Regions from separate parts of the Homo sapiens genome. Here region 2 is linked to region 1. A link is a loop called in an ENCODE intact Hi-C map of the cell type or tissue named here. Cell type or tissue: heart right ventricle. All regions are shown on one strand. Each heading gives the region's core, and the rest is flanking DNA. Links, peaks and the distances in the headings are about the cores only. Region 1 overlaps ADA2 (adenosine deaminase 2). Region 2 overlaps CECR3 (cat eye syndrome chromosome region, candidate 3).

Region 1 (8,325 bases), core at 126-8,125:
CGGGCATGGTGGCGGGCACCTGTAGTCCCAGCTACTCGGGAGGCTGAGGCAGGAGAATGGTGTGAACCCAGGAGGCGGAGCTCGCAGTGAGCCGAGATTGCACCACCGTGCTCCAGCCTGGGCAGCAGAGCGAGACTCCGTCTCAAAAAAAAAAAAAAAAAAATTGGGAAACCCCTACCTGTCTGTACCTGTAGGTCTTTTCTCTGGGGTCTGGAAGAAGAATCCTTCAATATCTTGCCTTCTGGTAATCTGAGAGCAGGGCGAGAAAAGGAAGATCAGAGTTCCACCCTTAAATCTGTAGGTTTTCACTCCCCCACTCTCCTTTGCAGTCCCGTGGAGTCTCCATCTGAGCCCTTTCCTAGTCCAGGCATCCCGATGTTGGTGGATGGCCCATCTGAGCGGCCAGCCCTGTGCTTCTTGCTGTTGGCTGTGGCAATGTCTTTCTTCGGCTCAGCTCTATCCATAGATGAAACACGGGCGCATCTGTTGTTGAAAGAAAAGATGATGCGGCTGGGGGGGCGGCTGGTGCTGAACACCAAGGAGGAGCTGGCCAATGAGAGGCTCATGACGCTCAAAATCGCTGAGATGAAGGAGGCCATGAGGACCCTGATATTCCCACCCAGCATGCACTTTTTCCAGGCCAAGCATCTCATTGAGAGAAGTCAAGTGTTTAATATTCTAAGGATGATGCCAAAAGGTAAGGTTTGGAAAGGGGTGGCTTGGGGTGCTGGGAAGGTAGAGGGACTCATCTTGGGGCTATTACTGTGCTTGTGGCTGTTGCTATTCTAGATGGAGCAGAGAAAGCCTCACTCAGCTGTTCTGCTCCTCTGTCCTTATGGGTAGACTAGGAAAAGGGTGTTGAAAACCAAAACCCCTGCTTCCTGGGGGACTCGCAGACAGTCAGGATTGGAAAAGCATCCAGCCCTGAGACTTTGCTATTCCCTTTTTAGTTTTCCCAGGGGCTAAGCTACCACATAGGATACAATGTGATATAGCATCCTGGAGTAGTATAAACACACCTCCATGAAACATGAAATAATTAGCATCCCGCACATATAAATAGCCAGGGGTGGTGGTGCACCTGTAATCCGAGCTACTCTGGAGGCTGAGTGGAGAGTATCGCTTGAGCCCAGGAGGTGGAGTTTGCAGGGAGCTATGATGGCACCTCTGCACTCCAGCCTGGGCGACAGAGCAAGACCCTGTTCCCCAAAAAATGTTAATTTTTTTTTTTATTAAAAAAAATTTTTTTTGAGACAGAGTCTCACTCTGTTGCCCAGGCTGAAGTGCACTGGTGTGATCTTGGCTCACTGCAACCTCTGCCTCCCAGGTTCAAGTGATTCTCCTGCCTCAGCCTCCTGAGTAGCTGGGATTACATGCATGAACCACCACACCTGGATAATTTTTGTACTTTTAGTAGAGACGGGGTTTCACCATGTTGGCCAGGCTGATCTCGAACACCTGAGCTCAGGCAATCCACACTCCTCGGCCTCCCAAAGTGCTGGGATTACAGGTGTGAGCCACTGCACCTGGCCAAAAATGTTAATTTAAAATGTAAAAATAATAGCAGCTTGCAGTTTACAAAGACTTAACACCTGTTTTTTTTTTTTCTTTTTTTTTCTTTTTTTTTTTGAGACGGAGTCTTGTTCTGTCGCCCAGGCTGGAGTGCGGTGGCGTGATCTCAGCTCACTGCAACATCCTTCTTCCAGGTTCAAGCAATTCTCCTGCCTCAGCCTCCCGAGTAGCTGGGATTACAGGCACATGCCACCATGCCTGGCTAATTTTTGTATTTTTAGTAGAGATGGGGTTTCACCATGTTAGTCAGGCTGGTCTCGAACTCCTGACCTCGTGATCTGCCTGCCTCGGCCTCCCAAAGTGCTGGGGTTACAGGAGTGAGCCACTGTGCCCAGCTGTTTTTTTTTCTTTTAATGTTATAAATAGAGATTTAAAAAATAATAATAATCGTGAGGTCAGTAAAGTAGCATCCCCAGTTGCTGGGAGGCATAAGAGGGTGTCTGGGGGCTCGTGTCAGGGCCAGGGGCTGGATGGGCACAAGAAGCGCAGAGGGACAGCATGCACTGTGCCTAGGGGAGCAAGGGGCACAGCTGGTGTCTGGTGGGGAGGACAAGCATGGGGATTCAACTGGCAAAGCCTGCAGGCCAGAAGCTGTACAGACACAGGCCCAGCGCAGGGGATGAAAAGCCAGTGGGAGAGGAGTTGAGGGGCAGGATGAGAGGATGGAGGACAAGTGTGTGAAAAGGACCGTGGCCCTGGGGCTCATCCCAGTGTATCCCGTCATGCAGTGTTGGGTGGCCTCATTGAAAGGCCTGGGCTCCCATTGGAGAGCTAGAAGCCAATGGAGCCCTGACTTGAACCTCAGTTCTCTGGTTCCAAGCCTGATGCCCTCTCACTCTCCCATGCTGCCCCTCTTGGACAAGATCACCCCTGGCTCCTGATTAGTGAGACATGGAAGCCCCATCCTTAAACTAGAGCCTTAAACAAGTTCCGAGAAACATGTCTGGACAGAAATCCTTCTGCTTGCACGTCTTCTTGTGATCCACACTGTCCCCAAGCCCCGGAGCCCTGGGATGGGACTTCACCCCTTTGTCCCCAAGCCCCGGAGCCCTGGGATGGGACTTCACCCCTTTGTCCCCACAGCCCCAGAGTCCTGGGATGGGACTTCACCCCCTCCTTTGTCCCCAAGCCCTGGAGTCCTGGGATGGGACTTCACCCCTTTGTCTTCACCATTCTTCTTCCCTCTCCAGGGGCTGCCTTGCACCTCCATGACATTGGCATCGTGACTATGGACTGGCTGGTGAGGAATGTCACCTACAGGCCTCACTGCCACATCTGTTTCACCCCAAGGGGGATCATGCAGTTCAGATTTGCTCACCCAACTCCCCGTCCATCAGAAAAATGTTCCAAGTGGATTCTGCTGGAGGATTATCGGAAGCGGGTGCAGAACGTCACTGAGTTTGATGACAGGTGAGTAGTAGTTCAGAAAGCACATGTCCCAGGCCTGTCATGGGGTGGCAGTGGGTAGGTGTCTCCCTTGGTACAAACCTATAGATAAAAATCTGGCTTTAATAAAACATGAGGCAAGGCTGAGTGCGGTGGTTCACGCCTATAATCCCAGCACTTTGGGAGGCCAAGGCGAGCGGATCACTTGAGCCCAGGAGTTGCCAGTCTGGTCAACATGGTGAAAGCCCATCTCTACCAAAAATACAAAAAATTAGCCAGGTGTGGTGCTGCACCTGTAGTCCCAGGTACTTGGGAGGCTGAGGCAGGAGGATCACTTTAACCCAGGAGGATCACTTTAACCCAGGAGGTTGAGGCCACAGTGAACTGAGATGGAGCCACTGTACTCCAGCCTGAGTGACAAAATAAAACCCTATCTCAAAAAAAAAGCATGAGCACCTTTTTCTTTTAACCTTGCAGGATACTTTGCTCCACAAAAGCATTCAACACCTTTTCTATCCATAGTAGTTTTTCTGGTGCATTTAAAATCTACAAAAAGCATTATCAGCAACACTATTTTTGTTTGTTATTATTATTGTTATTTATTATTATTATTATTTGAGACAGGGTCTTGCTCTGTCACCCAGGTTGGAGTGTAGTGGCGTGATCTTGGCTCACAGCAGCCTGATCTTGGCTCACAGCAGCCTCTGCCTCCCGGGTTCAAGTGATTTTCCTGCCTCAGCTTTCTGAGTAGCTGGGATTACAGACATGTGCCACCATGCCTGGCTAATTTTTGTATTTTTAGTAGAGACAGGGTTTCACCATGTTGGCCAGGCTGGTCTTGAACTCCTGACCTCAGGAGATCTGCCCATCTTGGCCTCCCAAAGTGCTGAGATTACAGGCATGAGTGACCATGCCTAGTCAGCAACACTATTGCTGTAGCAAATGAGATTTGTCTGATGCTCAATAAAACCAGAGAGAATAAAAGTTCCTAGCTCTGAAGTGATGACAATCTAGCTGGAAGATAAATCTTCTTGAAAATCTGATGCAGCAACTTCCTAACAGACTTGTATAGTATCATTATTATTATTACTATTTAAGACAGGGTCTCATTCTATCATCTAGGCTGGAGTGCAGTGGCACAATCTCGGCTCACTTCAGACTCAACCTCCCAGGCTGAAGCAATCCTCCTGTGTCAGCCTCCTGTGTCAGCTGAAGCAATCCTCCTGTGTCAGCACACTAGAGGTGTGCACCATCATGCCCAGCTAATTTTTGTATTTTTTGTGAGATGGGGTTTTGCCGTGTTGCCCAGGCTGGTCTTGAACTCTGCGGCTCAAGCCGTCCTCTCACCTTGGCCTCCCAAAGTGCTAGGACTACAGGCATGAGCCGAGCCATTGTGCCTGGCATTGTATAGTAATATTATAAGTGACAATTAATTTGGTCACAGAAATGTCTACAGAGTGCCCCCCTGAGGTTACTTCCCTTTATGAAATGAGAAACGTGAAGCTGAGCAAGGTTAATTAGCTTATGCAAGGACACACAGCTGGTAAATGGCCAGTTGGGGATACAAACCTGGGTGCTGATTCGAGTTATTTCCATTCCACTCCCTTCATTAACCTGCTCGAGCTGCCATAACAGAATACCACAGGCTGGGGAGCTTAAACAATAGGAACTGATTTTCTCAAGCCGGGCACACTGGGTCATGCCTGTAATCCTAGCACTTCGGGAGGCTGAGGTGGGAGGATCACTTGCACCCAGGAGTTCAAGACCAGCCTGGTGGCCGGGTGTGGTGGCTCATGCTTGTAATCCTAACACTTTGGGAGACCGAGGTGGGCGGATCACTTGAGGTCAGGAGTTCAAAACCAGCCAGGCCAACATGGTGAAACCCTGTCTCTACTAAAAATACAAAAAAATTAGCCGTGCATGCTGGCAGCCACCTGTAATCCCAGCTACTCGGGAGGCCAAGGCAGGAGAATCACTTGAACCTGGGAGGCGGAGGTTGCAGAGAGCTGAGATCATGCTACTGCACTCCAGCCTGGGCGACAGAGCAAGATTCTGTTTAAAAAAAAAAAGAAAGAAAGAAAGACCAGTCTGGGCAACATAGTGAGATCCCCATCTCAACAAAAAATAAAAAATTAACCAGATGTGGTGGTGTACACCTATAGTCTCAGCTACCCCAGGGGGCTGACATAAGAGGATTGCTTGAGCCTGGGAGATTGAGGCTGCAGCGAGCTGTGATTGTGACACTGCACTCCAGCCTGGGCAACAGAGTGAGACCCTGTTTCAAAAAAAAAAAAAAAAAAGAAGGAATTGATTTTCTCATGGTTCTGGAGGCTGGAAGTCTAAGATCAAGGTGCCAGGGCAGGGGTGGTTCCTCCTGAGACCTCTGTCCTTGGCGTGCAGAAGGCGCCTCTGGCTGTGTACTCACATGGCCTTTCCTCTGTATGTGCACTCCTGCGGTCTCTTCTTCTTCTTCTTTTTTTTTTTTTGAGATGAGTCTTGCTGTGTCGCCCAGGCTGGAGTACAGTGGTGCGATCTCAGCTCACTACAACCTCCACTTCCAGGGTTCAAACAATTCTCTTGCCTCCCTAGTAACTGGGATTACAGGGACAAACCACCACGCCTGGCTGATTTTTGTATTTTAGTAGAGATGGGGTTTCACTATGTTGGCCAGGCTGATCTCGAACTCCTGACCTCAAATGATCCACCCATCTTGGCCTCCCAAAGTGTTGGGATTACAGGCGTGAGCCACCACGCCTGGCCTCCTCTTCTTACAAGGACACCCATCTTATTAGGGTAGAGCCCCATCCTTACAACCTCATTTAGTCTTAATCATCTCTTTAAAATTCCCTTCTCCAAATGAGGGCTAGGGCTTCAATATTTGAATTTGGGGGTTTGGGGACACAAGTTAGTCCATAACATTCCCCAAAAAGAGCTTGGTCTAGTTTCCTGTCAGTGGGTATAGGAAGAAAAAAAGAGAGAGAGAGAGAGCTTTTTGGTCTAGAAAGTACAGTGGGGTCAGACTGGCCAAGCATACAGAGGGAGGACAGGAGCCAGGAGAGACTGACTGGTGAGCTCTCATCTTAAGCAGTCTCCTGCGTTTGGGGTTTGGGTTTAAGCAGGCAGTGGGCTGCCTGGCCACAGGACCCATGCTTATATCGTGAGCGTGGGAATGCTCCCCTTTGCCCCTTCCTTATCTCCACTCTAGGGTGAATCCTGTGAGCTGCTAGCTGGGATATGCAAGGTGGGTAGCAGTCCTATGGGCGCCCGGGGGCAGTGTCCTGGATCATGCCTCTGCCACTCCCCACTTCGTGTCTTGGACAGCTTGCTGAGGAATTTCACTCTGGTGACCCAGCACCCGGAGGTGATTTACACAAACCAAAATGTTGTCTGGTCGAAATTTGAAACCATCTTCTTCACCATCTCTGGTCTCATCCATTACGCACCAGTGTTCAGAGACTATGTCTTCCGGAGCATGCAGGAGTTCTACGAGGACAACGTGCTCTACATGGAGATCAGAGCCAGGCTGCTGCCGGTGAGCCCAGCTCTCCTCTCTGTTCCTCCCACCTCCTTTGCTCTGGCCTGACTCAGATCTTAGCTGGTAGAAGACTGAATGCTCATGAATTGACCACTCAGGTCTCTGGTGCAAGGGATCATGTGCCTTTCCAGGGGCCAACATGAGCAAGGAAACCTGAAATGGACTGGGCAGCCTCCAGCAAAACTGGGAACACATTCCGTGCTGCCCTTTGCCCCCCTGTTTCTCATGGTTCCCCGTTCTCCCCTCTGCCATGATACTCAGGGCCTCGTGACATAAGCTGAGAAGGAGAATTGGGATAGAGCCATCTTAGGGGCCAAAACAAGGGGTTTGAAAAATAAAAGGAGCCACATGGCAGGGTGAGGGCAAGAGACATGCAGATGCATAATCGTCCATGGGATTTGGAAATTACAAGGTCACCTTTGAGCAGTTTCAGTAACATGCTGAGAAGAGAAACCCCATTTCTGGGAGTAGAAAAATGAAATAGACGGCCGGGCATGGTGGCTCACACCTGTAATCCCAGCACTTTGGGAGGCCGAGGCAGGCAGATCACAAGGTCAAGAGTTTGAGACCAGCCTGGCCAATATGGTGAAACACTGTCTCTACTAAAAATACAAAAAATTAGCCGGGCATGAGCCTGTAGTCCCAGCTACTCGGGAGGCTGAGGCAGGAGAACACTTGAACCTGGGAAGCAGAGATTGCACTGAGCCAAGATCGCACCACTGCACTCCAGCCTGGGTGACAGAGTTAGATGTTGTCTCAAAAAACACACACACACAAAAAAAAAAAGAAAGAAAGGAAAAGAGAAAGAAAAATGAAATACAGGTGATGAATTGGAGCCAGGTTTGGCTGATTAAAGGCTCTGAGTGTGATTTGAGAAAAAGAACATCGAGATAGCTGGAGGGAACCACAGGGGCCACAGGTTTCTTTTTAGGATGGAGAGACTTGTTTTGCACACAGAAGGAAGAAGTGTGGAGAGGTTAAAAAGAGAGGGGAGGCCAGGTGCATTGGCTCATGCCTATAATCCCAGCACTTTGGGAGGCTAAGGCTGGTGGATCACTTGAGGCCAGGAGTTTGAAACCAGCCTGGTCAACATGGCGAAATTCCATCTCTACTAAAAATACAAAAATTAGCTGTTGGCCGGGCGAGGTGGCTCATGCCTGTAATCTCAGCACTCGGGAGGCTGAGGCAGGCGGATCACGAGGTCGAGATCGAGACCATCCTGGCCAACATGGTGAAACCCTGTCTCTACTAAAAATACAAAAATTAGCTGGGCGCGATGGCGCATGCCTGTACTTCTAGCTACTTGGGAGGCTGAGGCAGGAGAATTGCTTGAACCTGGGAGGTGGAGGTTGCAGTGAGCAGAGATTGTGTCATTGCACTCTAGCCTGAGTGACAGAGTGAGACTGTCTCAAAAAAAAAAAAAATTAGCTGGCATGGTGGTGCGCACCTGTAATCAGCTACTCGGGAGGCTGAGGCGGGAGAATCACTTGAACCCAGGGGGAGGAGCTTGCAGTGAGCAGAGATACCGCCATTGCTCTTCAGCCTGGATGACAGAGCGAGACTCCGTCTCAAAAAAAAAAAAAAAAAAAAAAGAAAAAAGAAAAAAAAATTTGATTTTAAGGAAGGAAGTTTGGAGAGAGTGAAATGGAAAGGAGTAGAAAGAGTCCAAAAGAAGGGAGCATCATCAAAAAAATCTGATTTTTGGGTCTTGCATTTTGGCCAGAAGCAAAGGATAACTGAGGTTAGGTACTCTGAGATGGACTGACACCAGGCTCCGTGTTGGTAGGGGAGGGATCTTTCGAGGAGAGCAGCCCTAGGTGCTCAAATACTGC
Region 2 (8,325 bases), core at 21-8,020, 52 kb before region 1:
GGACCTTAGAAATCAGAGACTCCAACCCCCATGTTTCACAGCCCAAGAAACAGTTGCAGAGAGATCAAATGGCTCAACTAAGGTCATACAGCTCATTAGCAACAGCAAGGGTAGGGACAGATCTGACTCCAACTCCCCGGAATTGCTTTCCAATTTGGTCAAAAATTTTACCTGGATTCAGCAAACAAGGTGACAAAAGGCCAGAGCGGGGAAGCCCACCAAGGCAACACCCCTCGGGAGAGTCACTAGTGGGCACTGGCCTTGGCTCTCCAGCCAGCCTGCTCAACCGCAGGCAGACTTCTCCCTTGCCCCTCCCCCAGCCACCATATTTCTTCCAGTAGCCACTCACCACCTCCTGCATGACCAGGTCTTTCTCAGGCATCTCTTGTTTGTGGGAAAGGTATTGGTGAATATCAGTCCTCCAACCGTCAGTGACTCCCTCCTGTGGACGCAGCCTTGGCTCAGACTCCTAAAGGAGGTGGGGCTCTGAGCTCTATAGCGGAGCTCACAGGGTGATTCTGCCCCCCTCCACCAGGACATTCTGATTGTCATAACTGCGGGAGGCAGACAACTTGCTACTTCACCTGGAGAGTAGAGGCTGACGATGCTGCTAAACATCCGACAGTGCACAGGACAGCCTCCAAAACAAAGAAATATCTGGCGCAAATGTCAGCAGTGCTGAGGATGAGAAGCCCTGCTGGACAAATGGGAAGAAGAGCTCTGCCCGCTGATTCCTCCTGGCAGAAAAGTTCCCACTGGGCTCCTCTCTACCCTGCCCAGTGGGTCTGCAGGTACCTCTTCAGAGCCACTGGGTTTTTGGTCTCCTTTTTTCCTACCACTTCCACCAGCCATTTGGTGTTTCCGTTTTGTCTCCAACAAAACACCAAAAAAAGGGCAATGATTTTATTGAGCACCAAATGGGTTCACGGCAGAATGCTTGGTGTTTTTGGTGTTTTATGTATCTTACATTAGCTTTGCCTTGTCACTTAATTCCACCTGAAAAACAAAAGAGTAATTTAACTCTGAGTCAGAGCCAGATATTGTTAACATTTTACCAATGAGAAGACAGGCTCAGGGAGGTCAAGTAATTTGTTCAAGGTCACTCAGCCATTAACTGTTTCAAACCCAGCTGTGAGCTATCCAGGCTACTGTTACTTTCCACACGAAACAGCAGCAGGCTGTGCAGACAGGTATGAGACAGTCAGCAAATTAAAGGTTGTGTTTGTCTTTCTCAGACGCCAAATCCATCCCCTGCCTTGTCCACAAGCAGGAAAGATAGAGTTCTGGGGAAATGTGGTCTGGGCATGGTGGCTCACAACTGTAATCTCAGCACTTTGAGAGGCCAAGTCAGGAGGATCGCTTCAGGCCAGGAGTTTGAGACCAGCTTGGGCAACATAGGGAGACCCTGTCTCTACAAAACACTTAAAAATTAGCTGGGTGTGGTGGTGTGCACCTATAGACTCAGGAGGCTAAAGCGGGAGGATTCCTTGAGCCCAGGAGTTCAATGCTGCAGTGAGGAAAGGTCACCCCACTGCACTCCAGCCTGGGAGACAGAGCGAGACTCTTACTTTTTCTTTCTTTCTTTCTTTTTTTCTTTTTGTTTGTTTGTTTGAAATGGAGTCTCACTCTGTCTGTCGCCCAGGCTGGAGTGCAGTGGTGCGATCTTGGCTCACTGCAGCCTCCGCCTCCTGGGTTCAAGCGATTCTCCTGCCTCAGCCTCCTGAGTAGCTGGGACTACAGGCACACGCCACCATGCCTGGCTAATTTTTTGTATTTTAGTAGAGACAGGGTTTCACTATGTTGGCCAGACTAGTCTTGAACTCCTGACCTCGTGACCCACCCACCTGGGCCTCCCAGAGTGCTGGGATTATAGGTGTGAGCCACTGCGCCCGGCCGACTCTGCTTCTTAAAAAAAAAAAAGAAAAAAGAAAAGGGCCAGCCACGGTGGCTCACGCCTGTAATCCCAACACTTTGAGAGGCCAAGGCAGGTGGATCACTTGAGGTCAGGAGTTCAAGACCAGCCTGGCCAACATGGTGAAACCCCGTCTCTATTAAAAATACAAAAATTAGCTGGGCGTGGTGGTGGGTGTCTGTAATCCCAGCTACTTGGGAGGCTGAGGCAGGGGAATCACTTGAACCCGGGAGGCGGAGGTTGCAGTGGGCTGAGATCGCACCATTGCACTCCAGCCTGGGTGACAGAGCTAGACTCCATCTCAAAAAAAAAAAAGAAAGAAGAAGGAAAGAAGGAAAGGAAGAAAGGAAGGAAGAAGGAAGGAAAGAAAAGGAAGAAAGGAAGAAAGACAGACATAAGCCTGGGGGTGAAGACAGGCTAGTCCCCTGCCCCATCACCTTCCTAATTGCAGTGTCTTCACCTACATGCCTCAGAACTAAGGTGAGCCCTACTAACCCAGAGTTAAACTCTGAACTTCCAAGAAAAGCTCTGGAGGAGCTCCATCACCCAGCTCCTGGCACACACACCCCTCCCTGGGAGAAGGCACTCTGAGGTTCCCCTCCCCAACAGTTTGGGCCTCCATAGTGCCTACCATTGGCGCTGGGGACTTATTAAACAGCCCTGATGCAGGGCTTCCGACACCAAACCCAGAGTCTGTCGTGACAACCTTAACGTTGTTAATAAGAGGATACTATGTGCATGGTAACATGTGTGTATGAGTGTGTACGTGTGTGTGCATGCACACATGTGCATGCTACTGAAAAGGTGGCCTTCATTCAGTGTTTAAACTGGGCCTTGGCCTCCTGGCCTCTTTGAGCTGCTTCCTGCTGACCTCCATCCCGGGGATGAGCATCCCCTGCAGTCGGGAATGGAACTGGGCCCCTCCTGGCCTCCTCTGCTCAGATTAACCCCTTCCTCCCAGTTTGCCTGTGCCTGGCAGTGGGGCTCTGGGCCAAGGGGCCAGACACTCACTGGCTCCAGGGCTGGCGGATGCCATAAACCCGTTTTCCTTGGGGACTCCAGAGCTCCACATCTTACTTTCAGAAAGCACAAGTGTTTTGTTGGAAATGGCCTCAGGAGGAGGGAGAGCCCAGGGCTCTATACACATGTTCCTCATTTGCCATTGGTGGGGCAGGGGCTGCGGCAGGGGACTGTGCTGGGGAGGCAGGCATGGGAGGGGAGAGAGCAGCTGCAGCTGCTGCCGGAAGTTTGGCTTCAGGGAGGAATGGAGGGAGAGAGTGCAAGAAGAAGGGGTGGGACTTGGGGACAGGGGCGGTGTCACGGGGGAGGAGGGTGCAGGTGGTGACTTGTTTATCTGCTCAGCTGTTTTGTTTCCAGGAGCCTGAGAGAGAGACAGAAGCAGCTGGGAGGAGAAAAATCAACGCGGCCAGGGGCCCTACTGGTCCTTCTGCCTTAGCCACAGGTTCTGAAACCAAAGCAAAACCACCAGAGAGTGATTCATGTGGGTATGGCCCTCCCTCCCCCTGCCCAGAAAGGTTTCTCTTGAGCCCATATGCTAGTTTCTGTCATGCAAACGCCCTGGCAATGCCTTCCTTGCCTTGGCGCAATGGCTCTGATTGGGTAGGCATCTCCGGGGGTTAATACTGGCACAAACTCATGTAAATCTTCCTGGGCCTAAGTCTGGTGTACTCTCATATGTGAATTGGCATGGTCCTGGAGGGCTAGTCAGCTAGCTCCTAGCCTCGAGATCGGCCTGGACCAAACCAAAAAAAAAATCATCTCTGGTGAAACAGGATAGCCACCCCACCCCCTGCTCAGCATTCCCCAGTGCCTCCCTTCACAGTGGCCAGTTTGGATTCTTCTCACCAAACGCTCAAGACCTGTACAGGTTACTTATTGGTCCCCTTCATGCCCCAGATGCAAATTTGGCATGTCTCATTTGCATTCTAAAGTGTTTGGAGGCAAGGCTGGGATGAGCTTAATTTGCCCTGATGTCTTTTGACCAGGTTAGTAAACATCCCTCCAGCCCATCTCAGCACTTGAGAATCTGGAAGGCAGCTATGCTTTAATTACAGTGCAATTTCAGGAGTTTGCTTGCTGTTCCCCCTTGGCTCTTTGCCTAGCTTATTATTTTCATCTTGTTGTTTGTTTGTTTAAATGAGAACTTTCGTAGACAATTCCCTCTCCCGCCTCCCCCAGAGGCCAGTCTGTGTTGCTAGAGGACTTTTTCTGCCTCCCTCTTGGTTTACAAAGCCAGGGCATCTCTGTTGACAAAGGGTCTGCGATCTGGCACTGGGCCTGGCAGTTAGGGAGTGTGTAAGAAATGCAGATGCCTTTTGCAGATGCCTGCCCTGCTCCTCCTCTAAGCAGCCAAAACATCCTGCACCACCTCGGGAAGACCCCACATCCCAGCTTGCTGGTCTCTGAGCACTCTGCCCCGCCAACCCTATAGCGCTAGGAAGGCAGGAAGGATGGAAAAGGCTGTGGGGGATTGAGTAAGGGATTTGGGAATGAGGGACAGTGACACTGTAGGTGGGTTGGCTTAGCAGGGGGATTGGGAGTGGCCAGCTGGAGTGGTGGAAAGAACTGGGGACAGGGAGTCAGGAAGCTGAGCTTTTATTCATCCCAGCTTTGCTACTGACAAGTTAGGTGGTCTTGGGGCAGACTGGGCCAAATCTGGGCCTTCCTGTGTAAAACGCATGCTCCCATCTCAAGGTCCTTTTCTACTTTACAGATTCTCTTGCTTTTAGAATGCTAATTTCATTGACTGTGGCCTGTTTCCTTCTCCAGAGACAGGATAACCCAATAAAATCGCCCCTTAGGTGGGGTGTGTTGGCTCACACCTGTAGCCTGTAATCCCAGCACTTTGGAAGGCTGAGGCAGGTGGATCACCTGAGGTCAGCAGTTTGAGACCAGCCTGACCAACAAGTTGAAGCCCCATGTCTACTAAAAATAGAAAAATTAGCAGGGCGTGGTGGTAGGTGCCTGTAGTCCCAGCTACTTGGGAGGCTGAGACAGGAGAATTACTTGAACCTGGGAGGCAGAGGTTGCAATGAGCTGAGATCATGCCACTGCACTCCAGCCTGGACGACAGAGCGAGACTCTGTATAAAACAAAAACAACAACAACGAAAAATTACCCCTTAATGGTGGTTGGTTGGTCAGACAGCCAGCTTGAATTGCTGTCTTTTTCCCAAACCCAGATTCCCTGGCTGAGGCACCAGTTAAAACTTTTATCTTAGGGAAGCTCTGGGAGTTGCCTCTTGCAGGTCAGGGGTTCCAAAGGGCAGAAGCTCCAGCATACCATCTTCTTGAGCATTTCCGGTTCAGATTTCTATGGGATTAATGGCTCCTGCACCTTCTACCTCCCAGGGAGGCTCCCTGAGCTCTGCTTTATATAAGGTAAGTGCTCTTGGGCTTCAGATGGATTCCATTTCATTTATCAAACGTTTCTTTGAGCACTTACTCTGTGACTGACATTGCTGGACCCAAAGGAATACAGAGATAACGGTTGACTTAGTCCTTATCCGAATAGAGTGGACCCACCTATTGGTGAGGCCAAATTTAATGGAACTCTCCGAAAACAATTCTGTCAAGGTTGGGCACGGTGGCTCGTGCCTATAATCCCAGCACTTTGGGAGGCTGAGGCGGATGGATCACGAGGTCAGGAGATTGAGACCATCCTGGCCAATATGATGAAACCCCGTCTCTACTAAAAATACAAAAATTAGCTGGGCGTGGTGGTGCGTGCCTGTAGTCCCAGCTACTTGAGAGGCTGAGGCAGGAGAATCGCTTGAACCTGGGAGGTAGAGGTTGCAGTGAGCTGAGATCGTGCCACTGCACTCCAGCCTGGCTACAGTGCGAGACTCCATCAAAAAAAAAAAAATTCTGTCAAACATCTCCCATTTCTCCCTTCAACCTAAAGAACATGGGAAAATAAACCAAGCGGACTGATAAATGGATTTCAAAGGTGATAGTGGAATTTATTTGTTACATTTAAGAAACTTAGCCTTAAGAAATGTATTCTGGTAGATTGTACTTACAAAGGCTTTATCGACTATAGTTGCAATAATAACAAGAATAATACCAGCTATTCTTTCTTGAGTGCCTGCTATATATGTATCATGCATTGTGGCAGAAGTTTTACATCCTTTATCCTATGGGATTATTTAGTGAGGGAGGCGCTATTAAAATCTCCATTTTTATTATGTTTTAACCTGTTTTTTTTTTTTTTTGAGACAGTCTTACTCTGTTGCCCAGGCTGGAGTGCAGTGGCGTGATGCTCAGCTCACTGCAACCTCCGCCTCCTGAGTTCAAGCGATTCTCCTGCCTCAGCCTCCCAAGTAGCTGGGACTACAGGCGCGCGCCAGCATGCCTGGCTAATTTTTGTATTTTGGGTAGAGACGGGGTTTCACCATGTTGGCCAGGCTGGTCTTGAACTCCTGACCTCAGGCAATCCACCTGCCTTAGCCTCCCAAAGTGCTGGGATTACAGGCGTGAGCCACCCCACTTGGCCCTAACCATTTTTTTTTTTTTAAGACAGGATCTGGCTCTTTTTCCCAGGCTGGAGTGCAATAGCACAATCATAGCTCATTGCAGTCTTAAACCCCTGGGCTTAGGCAAGCCTCCTGGCTGCCTGGGACTACAGATATGCACCACTACACCCAATTAATTTTTTAAATTTTTTCTAGAGACGGGGTCTCCCTATGTTGCCCAGGCTAGGCTTGAACTCCTAGGCTCAAGCCATAACTCCAAGGCTAGGACTGGCATTCTAGTGAAAATTCAAGCAGTCTCCTGGCGGGTGGGTTTTGCCTCAGCATCTGTGATGCAGTCAAATGTCCAAAGGCCTAGATCCCACCCATCTCTACTTCAGCCATTTACACCAGGTTAGATGAGAGAATCAAGAACTGATGAATTTTTAAAGTTTTTTTTTTTGGAGTACCTGTTTTGTGTAAGACCCTGTGATAGAGATGGGGGTTCTGGTGGGGAGATAGCAAGCCAGGCGTGGTTCTCCTCCTAAAGGAGCTTACAATCCTCAAAAAATATTCTTGGCTGGGCACGGTGGCTCATGCCTGTAATTCCAGCACTTTGGGAGGCTGAGGTGGGTGGATCACAAGGTCAGGAGTTCGAGATCAGCCTGGCCAATATGGTGAAACCCTGTCTCTACTAAAAAATACAAAAATTAGCCGGGCATGGTGGCGGCCACCTGTAATCCCAGCTACTCGGGAGGCTGAGGCAGGAGAATGGTGTGAACCCGGGAGGCGGAGGTTGCAGTGAGCCGAGATCACGCCTGAGAGAGACTCCATCTCAAGGAAAAAAAAAATTCTTTAAGTCTATTTTTGCCACTTTTTTTGGTTTTTTTTGGAACAGGGTCTCACTCCGTTACCCATGCTGGAGTGCAATGTCACGATCTTAGCTCACTGCAACCTCCGACTCCCAGGTTCAAGCGATTCTCCTGCCTCAGCCTCCCAAGTAATTGGGATTACAGGCGCCCACCACCATGCCTGGCTAATTTTTGTATTTTTAGTAGAGATGGCGTTTTGCCACGTTGGTCAGGCTGGTCTGGAACTCCAGACCTCAGGTGATCAGCCCGTGTTGGGCTCCCAAAGTGCTGGGATTACAGACGTGAACCACCACACCCGGCTAACCTTTTATTCTTTTTTTTTTTTGAGACGGAGTCTCGCTCTGTTCTCCAGGCTTGAGTGCAGTGACGCGATCTCAGCTCACTGCAAGCTCTGCCTCCCAGGTTCACACCATTCTCCTGCCTCAGCCTCCCAAGTAGCTGGGACTACAGGCGCCCGCCACCACGCCCAGCTAATTTTTTTTATTTTTTATTTTTAGTAAAGATGGGGTTTTACCATGTTAGCCAGGATGGTCTCGATCTCCTGACCTGGTGATCTGCCTGCCTTGGCCTCCCAAAGTGCTAGTATTACAGGCGTGAACCACTGCGCCCGTCCTAAACTTTTATTCTTTTATCTCTCTTTCTCTCTCTCTCTTTTTTTTTTTTTTTTTGAGACAGTCTCACTCTGTCACCCAGGCTGGAGTGCAGTGGCACAATCTCGGCTTATTGCAACCTCTGCCTCCTTTGTTCAAGTGATTTTCCTGCTTCAGCCTCCCTGGTAGCTGGGATTATAGGCGCGTGCCACCACGCCCAGCTAATTTTTGTATTTTTAGTAGAGACAGGGGTTTCACCATGTTGGCCAGGCTGGTCTTGAACTCCTGACCTCAAGAGATCCGCCCGCCTTGGTCTTCCAAAGTGTTGGGATTACAGGCGTGAGCCACCGTGTTCATTTCTCATTTTACCCTCTTTTCTCATTTTTACCCTTTGTAGCCAGGAATGATTTTGTACCCTTGTAAATGGCTCTAAATTCTGGGTCCATCCTTGCTGCTAATCCTTTTACTGTGTTCCTCTTC

What was found. A loop is a pair of places that touch in the nucleus more often than their neighbours do. Peaks named below come from ENCODE experiments on the same cell type or tissue, not always from the same donor. Only the 100,000 strongest peaks of a DNase experiment are listed, where the experiment ranks them.
Region 2: a loop joins it to region 1, with 7 times the contacts of the local background. A loop is called at or near these places in 14 of 110 quality-filtered maps.

Annotation. Positions count from the first base shown.
Region 1 is chr22:17,201,728-17,210,052 of GRCh38, reverse strand. ADA2 (adenosine deaminase 2) reads left to right here. Exons shown (of 10, transcript NM_001282225.2): 2 at 330-697; 3 at 2,763-2,982; 4 at 6,280-6,490. The coding sequence starts at 376. Among named protein-coding and RNA genes, the nearest start is that of ADA2, 14 kb to the left of the region's middle. RefSeq lists an enhancer at 7,374-7,874. In heart right ventricle, for the core only: a CTCF peak has its summit at 4,428 (motif pointing left); no DNase peak of the experiment used is centred there; H3K27me3 peaks cover 469 bases.
Region 2 is chr22:17,253,256-17,261,580 of GRCh38, reverse strand. CECR3 (cat eye syndrome chromosome region, candidate 3) reads left to right here. Exons shown (of 3, transcript NR_038398.2): 2 at 536-791; 3 at 3,275-4,722. Among named protein-coding and RNA genes, the nearest start is that of CECR3, 9.3 kb to the left of the region's middle. RefSeq lists an enhancer at 191-776. In heart right ventricle, for the core only: no CTCF peak of the experiment used is centred there; a DNase peak (open chromatin) is centred at 3,240; H3K4me3 peaks cover 986 bases; H3K27ac peaks cover 1,429 bases.